Linked DNA regions of Homo sapiens: region 2 is linked to region 1. The links are chromatin contacts, found by Hi-C in ENCODE. All regions are on one chromosome and are shown on one strand. Each heading gives the region's core, a stretch centred on a gene start or an enhancer-like site at or near the end of the contact. The rest is flanking DNA. Distances are from core to core; before and after follow the strand shown.

Region 1 (5,191 bases), core at 352-2,851:
CAGGGCTAGCCATCACATAAGATTTTTGGAAAAAAAAAAGTCATCTGACAGCAAGAGAAAGATTTTGTCAAGTGCTGATAATACAGTCCTAAGAAGGTGGATCTAATTGGAACCTGTCATTTCTTCCTCTGTGATTCTATCTTGCTTTTCCACTTTCCCTTTCTTAAGGCAGAATGTCCCTTCCACCAATATCCCCAGAGAGAAGTAAGGTGTTTGAATGCAGTTGTGTTTCTCAACTTTTAAAGTACGATAAAGAGTCCTAATCGGCTACTTATGTGGACCAAATGAAATAATGCGAACACAGTAAGACACAACAAATACAAGGAATTATTCAATAATTCATACAGAAGCTTCCAGCCTTAAGCTTATATCACAAAGGCTATAAAACAGGCTATAAAACAGACTAAAGTCTGAAAGCGCCCAAAACTAAGATGAAATTTTGATGCTTTTCTGTAGTGTCCATCAATCTACTTGTTTCAAAGATTTTTAAGTGGGAGATGAGAAGGGGAGATTTTTAAAAGTCAAGAAATGCAAAAGTGCAGTCAGCCAGAAGGCTCCTCACTGACTACCTTACTCGTCTCTGGAGAAAAACAGATGACTCAAATAGAACCAAGACCTAGTTCCAATGATCCACAACTCCTTGTTAAGACTGTACCAAAGAATTTCACCTGAGTCAAACAGGTGGGCAGGCAGCTCTAGCACTGATCTGACACAGTCATGTCCTTCCTTTCCGGTCATCTTCTTTGTGGGTTCGCAGAATTAAGTCTCTCGGATTCTCCATTCCGGTAATAATTAACTTGCTCCTAGGGGAAGATAGTACTTCTTCCCATGCCCCTTGAAATTCGAGCAAAAAATTCCATGTTTGACTAGCTACCCTTTCCTGGGGAAAAAGCCTATGCAAAGCTTTCATCTAATTATCATCCTAGGTCGGCTCGGTCTTTTTACACGTTGTAGACAGAGGCAGCATAACAGATAACAAGGACGCTGACGTCAGCCTACCTGTGATCGAATCCCGACTCAGCCATTAAGTTACCTCTGTGACTTAAATAGCCCAGGCAAGCTATTTAATCTATCTGAGCCTCAGAGTTTCCACCCGTAAAACAGGATTGAATGTGACGATAAGCAAATAACTGAAACACTGTCCAGGGCACAAGCGCTACGTGTACAGCGTCGGCATCATTGTCCTTACTAGTTTTAAGGATACCGACACCCGAGAGAGGAAAGACCACCCTCGCAAATCCACAATCAAGCGCTTGCTGCACGAAGGCGGGGTTGCAGGGCTCCCAGTACTCAACGTGAGGCCGGCGGGACCTCGGCCCCCGACTGCCGGCTCAGAGACCATCGGCTGACGCGCCGCAAGCCGAGGCGACTTCGGTCCAGCTCCGCCCGGCCGCGGGGCGCTAAGCCCGGGGAAGCCGCACCGGGCTCAAGACTCAGCGAGCGACGATGAAAGGAACCTGGAGTCCGATCTTACAAGTCACCGGTCGAAGCCACAGCCCGCTCTCAACTTACCGTTCGAGATGTAAACCATCTTGTCCCACTTCCCCGCTTCGGAGCCACCGGGCGCCTGGCCCCTGTCGGTTTCTGTATCTCCCTCTGCTCCCCGCCCTTCGAGCGTCACAGGCCGCGATTAGACAAAATGCTGACGAGGACGAAGGTGGGCAGAGCCCATTGGCTGCTGAAAGAGACGCGCCCCCGACGGGCGTTTTTGCATCGTCACATCTGCGACTTCTGGTTAGGCGGAGGCGGCCGAGCTGACAACCGGATATGACGTTAAGGACTGCCCTGTAGTGCCCGCGGTTGCCAGTCCTCTATCCGACTTGATCGTGCAGAGTTGGTTCGCACCGCCCAGTGAGGGGAAGCTGTTTTCTCGTCGATTGATAGGCTCCGGGTCTGGGTAGGAGAGGCTGCCCTGTATGAGGTAGCTTGAAGGGCCGCTGACAGGAGGAAACGCTTCCGAATTTTCCAGACGTGTTGACGTTTGAGGGTGCTGACTACACGTTAAGGAACTTTATTGTCACGCCTTTGGGAATATACTGCCAGGCTCTTCCTAGATATATTCATTCTCTTTAAAATGAGCATGTCTACCTGGGTTCACCAGAAACTAAGTTTTTCTTAGCCTTTTGTGAGGCAACTGAAAAATAAATTGAACTGTAGGCCCTTTCTCTGCTTGTTTCTTATTGATGGCGACTGCTTATGACCACTTTGGTGACAGACGAATTAGAAGACATGTCTTGGACATTCAGTAAATGTGGACCACATACCATGGATATTTACTCTGCTACAGCCAGTGGGCTGCCTCTGTTCCTTGAACGTGGCCATTTCATTCCCTTCTCAAGGCCTCTGCACTTAGCTATTCTTTCAGCGTGGAGACCTAATGGCTGCTTCCTTTGACTTCCCGCCCCCAGTTCTCAAGCCATGTGTCATCTCTTTGGAAAGATTCCTAATCACCTTCCAGAAAATGAAAATTACATGCTGAAAATCTATTTTGAGTTTAACAACTTTGGTTAAGATTTTATGTTCTAATACTTAGAACTGACAAAGATCTAATTTTATGTTGATTTTGGAGAGAGCATTTTCCCCAGAAAAGTTCATAATAGGACAAGACAACATCCTTCACCTCATTTGGGATTTGTGCAGCACAATCATAAAGGATCATTTCTGCAAAAATATTAGGGCAGGGCCGTTAATTTTCCCAAGGGCCTTTCTTAATCTAGACCATGCCACCATCATCTCTCACCTGCTCTACGCTAGTTTCCTTCTAAATGAAATCTCAGGTTCAGTCTTTTACCATCCTTAGGCAGTTTTACAAACTGTAGCAAGATCGATCTTAAAACGGAGATCATCTCGTTCCCTTGCCTAAAACCTTTTGGACACTAAAATTTAGTGACTTCCTATTGCTCTTAAAATCCAGTTCCTTGTCATGGCCTGCAGGCCCAAGGTGACTTGTCCTCTTGATTGCTCCTCTCACTGTACTTCCAGCCACATCTCCCCACCCAGATTATGCTCTGGCAACATTGTTGTTTTAGTTTATGAACACCCCCACCCAGATTATGCTCTGGCAACATTGTTGTTTTAGTTTGTGAACACCCCGGGTTTTACTGATACCTCCAGGACTCTGCCCATACTTGTCCCTCTACCTGGAACCCTCTTCCTCGGACTCCTTGCACATCCAGCTCATTTTATCCTTTAGCCCTCTGCTTAGTTGTCACCACTTCTGGGTGCCCTTCCCTGGCCACTCATCTCCGTGTTTATTTTCTTCATAGTAATTCACATTGTGAAACTGTCTGATAATTGATTTGTCTCTTGTCTTCAAGAAAATATAAGACGTAAGAGGTCAGGAATCCTGTCTGCCTTATTGTCTTTTATATCTTCAAGGTCTGTCATAGTTCTTGGCAAGTAGTAGGTGCTCAGATATTTGTTGGTTGGTTGAATGAGATTTTTTTAGACAATTTTTTGACAATTGCTTAAAATCTCTCCAATTGCCAAAAGAGGAAAGAAACTAACATTGGGATCTCCTGAGTATCGGACATTGTGAGGCTATCTCTTCCTTTCCATTCCTTTATCTAGATCATTTTTGCCTGAGATTTAATGCAGTGATTTCCTAATGAGCTACCTCTAGTTTCTCCGTACTCCATTTCATGCTATCTTCACCTGTTAGTTTAATCCAATCTTGCCTCTCCCATTCACAGACCTTCCGTTTCTTCCCACCACCTGACAAACATAATTCAGCCTCCCTGGTCTGGCATTAAGGGCTTTCCTGATACATCTTAGATTTTGCTCTCTGATTTCTACTTCCCTAGTAGACCCTTTGTTTTCCTGCCTTGTTGCCTCTGCTCATGTGTTTCCTCTTGAAAGGAACTTTCTCCACCTGCTAAAATCTAATCAATCCTTCAAGGCAAGGCATGTTCCTCTCGAATAACAAAGGTGAAAGGACTTTGAAAATTGAAAAAAATTATATAGTTAGTTACAATTATAGTTAGTTACAATTATATAGTTAGTGGTAGAGGACAAAGATAGCATTTCCCCTCTTTCCCTAACCTTTAATGTCTGAAACTAAGCATTAGCCACTAGCCACATGTAGCTGTTGAATATTTGAAATGTGGCTAGTCTGAATTGAAATGTACTGTACAAAATACCAGATCACAAAGATTTAGAATGAAATGAAGACTGTAAAATATCTTGTTTTTAATATTGATATGTTGAAATGATATTTTGGAGATTAAAGAACATATGTTACTAAAAGTAATTTTATTTGTTAATTTCATTTATTTTTATGTGACTACTAGAAAATTTAAAATTACATACTTGGCTCACATACATGGTTTACATTACATTTCTGTTGGATACTGCTTGTCTAGAATGAAGACATTGGCCTGGCAAAGAAGAGGTATTCAATAAATACTTGTTGAGTGAATGAAAGAATTGGTAGTTTTAATAATGGATAATATGTATACAGGGTTACTATGTGTCAGGCACTGTTCTAAACACTTTCCATTTATTCATTTAATCCTCATAACAACGACGATAATAATAGCTAACATTTGTATAGTGCTTACCCTGTGCCAGGGAACGTTCTGATTGCTTTTCATGTATTCATTCATTTAAACTTCAACCCTACTGAGTTCTGTTATTCCCATTTTACAGATGAGGAAACTGAGAGAGAGCTCAAGTGTCTTGCCCAAGATCACACAGTTAATAAGAAGCAGAATTGAGGTTAAGATCAAGAGCCAGGCTCTATAGTTTGTGCTCTTAACCCCTGTGCTATGCTGCATCTCCACACATAACAGAAGTATTGAAATAGTGTACAATCCACCACGGTATTTGTAGTATAGAATGAGAGGTGATTTCTGGAGACTGTTTGACTGTATCTCAGCTTTCTCAAAGTTGCAAAATAGCTGCCCAGTTTTTCTTTTCTAGATTCCCCAGCAAAATTCCCTGAGCATCTCTAAGTGGATGACCTTCATATCTCTGCACTAAACCCTTGGCCAGTGGGATGGGCCATTCTGAATGACAGCTACCTCTGGAGCTGGAGCTTGACTCAATCCCACTTAAGCTAGAGGGCTTGAGAGTTGGAGAGGGGTGGTGGTTACCACGAGATAATGAAGGAACACTGGGTTACATAGAAACAATAAGATGTCCTCAATATTACTGTTAGGAAACATGAAAACAGATGGCATTTATATTCTTT
Region 2 (4,925 bases), core at 2,306-4,805, 1.1 Mb before region 1:
ATTTTCAAGTACAGCAAGAGCATTTTTATTTAGAGAAAGTATCTCAGCCGGGCGTGGTGGCTCACGCCTATAATCCCAGCACTTTGGGAGGCCGAGGCAGGTGGATCACCTGAGGTCAAGAGTTCGAGACCAGCCTGGCCAACATGGTAAAACCCCATCTCTACTAAAAATACAAAAAAAAAAATTAGCCAGGTATGGTGGCAGGCGCCTGTAATCCCAGCTACTTGGGAGGCTGAGGCAGGAGAATCGCTTGAACCTGGGAGGTGGAGGTTGCAGTGAGCCGAGATCGTGCCATTGCACTCCAGCCTAGATAACAAAAACAAAACTCCGTCTCAAAAGAAAAAAAAAAAAAGAGAGAAAGTATCTCAGAATTTAAACATGGTCAATTAATTCTGGACAAGTCTACCCAGTTCCAAAATAGTATTTCATAAACGTCTCGCTTTTGAGTTATATGCATATTAAAACACAAACTTGTAGGAACACTTATTCCATCTTAAGGAATGATGTGCTGCCCAATTCTAAAAAATAAAAAAAAGAAAACTTGTTTTGCATTCCCATCTACTGTACCCCAGCAGACTGACAGATGAAATCACTGGGCATATCAATTAGCCTAGCCACCTTTCAGCATGACACGACTGACCAATGGATAACAAACATAGTCACTCTATGCTCTTGGTTGCCTCAGGGTCCTTAAAATTGACTTTGCTATAAATGGTAATTGAGTGGGCTTCCCCTGCAATCAGACATGAAATCTATGTCTATTTTAATATAGGTATCACTTACTTAGAAAAGTTCCAATGCTACAGAAAGAGTGACTGGGTCAACTTCACAAATGAATTTTCCAAAAAATACATTTCTATATGTAAGTATCTGAAGAAAAATTTTCCTAAAATACACCTGCCATCTTCTTGCCATCTGGGAACAAGCTAGGATGCTATTAGTCTACACAGTACCTGCAAAGCCATGGCGATCTGTACAAACCACTCTACCACCTGATTCTCAGGCAGAAGCTGCCCTTTCTGCTCCTTGAGCTTTCGGTACAAATCACCTCCTTCACAGAAGCCCATGACAATGTAGAGCAGACCATCTCCTCCTTCCCATGACTCCTTGTAGGTGACAATGTTGGGATGCTTCAACTGAGACAAGAGCTGGGCTTCCTGTTCAGCAGCTCGCCGCTCTCGGCTAGAGGCATTTCGGAGGTTCAGTTTTTTGATGACATACTAAAAACAAACCATGTATTTTTACAATGTGCAAATAAACGTAAGATTTGTGGCCTCAGAGTTATCTAAGGGCTCTCAAGAATACCCTCAAAACCAACCTTGTGGAGCCTGTCAGATAACCTATTCATTTTGTTTTTCACCAAGCACAAAATCGGGGAAAATATTTGCTATTATTGATACTTCTTATAAGTTAGATTTATAGCAGTGTAGGGCCACAAAAATTACCTTTCCCATCTGCATTTCACAATTTCATTAATGACTAAAAAAAGTGAGTTCAAGATAACATACCATTGGATCAATTATAAAACCTGTGTTAGCAATTCCTTAATATCTGGCCATACACAGTGGCTCACACCTGTAATCCCAGCACTTTGGGAGGGTGAGGCGGGTGGATCACCTGAGGTCAGGAGTTCAAGACCAGCCTGGTCAACATGGTGAAACCTGTCTCTACTAAAAATACAAAAATTAGCCCGGCGTGGTGGTGTGTACCCATAGTCCCAGCAACTCGGGAGGCTGACACAGGAGAATTGCTTGAACCTGGGAGGCAGTAGTTGCAGCAGTGAGCCAACATCGCACCACTGCACTCCAGCCTGGGAGGCAGAGCAAGACTCTGTCTCAAAAAAAATAAAAAATAAAAAAAGAAATTCCTTAATATCTAAGCTCTCCCAAAAAGGTGAATAAAATATAGCTTGACTATACATTTGCAGACAGAATAGTCTGTGGATTACGTTAGATACTCAAAGGGATCCATGGCCCCATAAGTTTAATAGTCACTGATCTTCAGCATACAAAATTATTCACACTTAAAAGAAATCAATAGCCTCTAATACCTAATACATTGCCCTCAATCATTTCAAAGACCATACAATTCATTTCTTCAACACATAGATAAATGTGTTTTGTGAAGTGTAAACTAAAGCTCAAATAACTAGCTATTGCTAGTTCCCTATCATCAGCCCCAAAATCCAATGATTCCCCCAATGCCTACTGAATAAATTTCTTATGCATGAGCTTGTGTTCCACGCAAAGCAACTAGCACCAGAGACAAGGAAGAACAGGCAATTGGGCCCTATATTTAGGGGGAACATCTCTTCTCAGCTTGCCTGGAGCAGTCCTACTGTCCTGGTGTAACTATTAATAATGCCTTTCAGTTTCAAAATTGTCCCAGTTTGTACATTATATTGTCACCCTATTAATAAACCACATTGAATAATTGGTTCATTATCCTGAGAGTAATGGGATAAAGTGTTTTAAACAGAGGAGTGACAACATCAGATTTAAATTTGAGAAAGATCACTGAGGCTGCAGTGAAAGTGATGGATTGGAGAAAAGCAAGTCAAGTGGCGGCGACCAGTTGGGAAACCGTGGCCATAGCTTTGCTAGAGACAACAGGGTGTCCTGGATTGGGGTGGTAGCAGTAGAGATGAGAGGAGGCCTATTGTCTTAGTGATAGATGAATATAATCAGTGTTGGGGTGCGTGGGGAGGCTTAAAAATGACTCCAGGTGTCCGGCTTGGGCAACTGGTGGGTTGGTGTCACTATTCACTGAAACGGAAGACATGAGAGAAGGTTTGGCGGGAAGAAAATGAGTCGAGTTTTAAGTGAATCCAGCAGTCTACAGTAGAGACGTTTGGGGCCCTTCATTCAAGGAATAATGCTTGCTAGGCGCTGTATTAAGTCCTGGGAATGCATGATACCGGCTCTCATGAGAGTATCGGGGTTGGGAGAAAGGTGTGTAGATCACGCATGCCAATTAGTACAACAAAGAAGTAGATAGGCAGAGACTGAAAATTTTTACATAAAACTTAGAATTGTAATTAAAGAAAATGAAAATTAAAAGGAAAAAAATTTAACACAACAAAGAAGTAGAAGTAGTTCTGGGCGCATATTACAGGGAGGCCAGGCCTCGTCTTGGTCTGGGACCATTTCCCTGAGGAAACGCCATCCGAGATGAGCCTCTTGCGACCACCCCCGACCTAATCTACCGGTCGGCGCCCTCGGCGCACTTCTGCCCGCCCCCGCCCCTTGCCGGGCCCCACCCCTGCAGACCTGCTTGCCGTCCCGCCGGTGCTTCACAAGCGTCACCTCTCCATAGCTCCCCTTGCCCACGACCCGCAGGTAGCAGTAGGCGGCCAGGGGCATGTTCCCAGCGCTGGCCCAGAGTCGGGATGCGGCGGCAGCGGCGGGTAGGGCAGCGGGCGGCAACAAGAAGCTCGGTTCATGCCCGAGAGGGGGCAGTGGGGGCGGCTGTTGAGGCAGCCGGGCCCGGGCGGGATTGCTGGGGCCCGGCCCGCGACGACGCCGCTGCCATAGCGATCCGGGCCGGGAGCAGTTCTGCGCATGCTCCTGCGTCCCCAAAGGACGGCCATAGAGCGGACGCCACGAGCGGCCAGAGAGGTTCCGCAGCCCCGGGAGGACCCGCCATAGAGCAGAGGCTCCAGGAGGCCAGAGCGACTCCGCCAGGCTCCGCGCACTTTCTGTGCGTCCGTTCCACCGTCCGGATCCCCGCCACAACAGAGTCAGGGAAAGCTTCCTCTTTTTGTGCACTTGTTTGTCCTAAGGCCGTTACAAGTATTGTTCGTTCATTCTGCAAATATTTGTTGACCGCCTATGTGCCAGGCCAACAAAGTCCCTGCCCTCCTGGAGCTCATGTTCTAATGACTGGGTGACAGACTCTCTACCAGTAACATTTGCTGTATCCGCTTTATCACATGCCGTCTCTGCATCCAGCAATCCATCCTATTTTTTGATACATTCAAAGTAAATTATCAGTACCTTTCATCCCTAAAAACTCGCCTGCTAATTGAGAACTACAAAGACTCCTCAGCATTTAACGACTACCCTAACCACTGCACTAAGAGACTTGACTAAACTCTAACATGGCATCATGCTAAGTTAACAGCCTAAGGGCGGATCTCTAGGTGGGCCTAGGCCCCTTTAAAATGCCTGCCCAAGAAAGCTCAGGGGTGCCAAAAGAATTCACCATTTGTTCCAGCCAAAGCCTCCCTTTCCCAGAGCGCTTCCTTTTTTTCCTTTTTTTTTTTTTTTTTTTTTTTTGAGACAGGGTCTCGCCCTGCCACCCAGCTTGGAGTGCAGTGGTGCAATGGTGCTCACTGCTGCCTAGACTTCCTGGGCTCAAGCCATCCTCCCAACTACAGGCACACACGTCCATGCCTGGCTAATCCTATTTTATTTTTTTTCAGAGACAGGGTGTCACTATGTTCCCCAGACCGGTCTTGAACTCCTCGGCTCAAGCAATTCACCCACGTTGGCCTCCCAAAATGCCGTTATTACAGGTGTGCGCCATCGTGCCTGGCCTCTTTCCTTTTTATGGCCAAATAATATTCCATTATATGTATACACCACAATTTGTTTATCCATTCATGCAGTCATGGACACGGATAGCTTCCATCTTTTGGCTATTGTGAATAATTCGGCTATGAACATGGGTGTACGAATATCTGTTTGAGTCCCTGCTTTCTTTTTAATTCATTTGGGTATACACTCAGAAGTGAAATTGCTGGATCATATGCTAATTCTAGTTTAATGTATTGAGAAACCACCACACCATTTTTTACAGCAAGCTGAACCATTTTACATTCCCATTAGCAATCCACAGGGGTTCAAATTTCTCCTCATCCTTGATATATATCTTGATAGGAGATTTGGGTGTATGAATTTGTCAAAATTATCTAATGGTACATT

The links. A loop is a pair of places that touch in the nucleus more often than their neighbours do. Pooled maps may share reads with other maps.
Region 2: a pooled map shows a loop between it and region 1 (10-fold over the local background). The contact joins the promoter of NEK4 here to the promoter of SELENOK in region 1. A Hi-C loop is called at or near these places in 2 of 37 single-sample maps with no recorded cell type and 4 of 50 pooled maps.

What each region holds. Positions count from the first base shown.
Region 1 is chr3:53,890,258-53,895,448 of GRCh38, forward strand. SELENOK (selenoprotein K) reads right to left here and starts at 1,602. Exons shown (of 5, transcript NM_021237.5): 1 at 1,513-1,602. The coding sequence starts at 1,531. RefSeq lists enhancers at 790-1,690, 1,581-1,880.
Region 2 is chr3:52,767,385-52,772,309 of GRCh38, forward strand. NEK4 (NIMA related kinase 4) reads right to left here and starts at 3,556. Exons shown (of 16, transcript NM_003157.6): 1 at 3,270-3,556; 2 at 954-1,220. The coding sequence starts at 3,362. RefSeq lists enhancers at 3,333-3,850, 3,638-3,687 and a silencer at 3,368-3,477.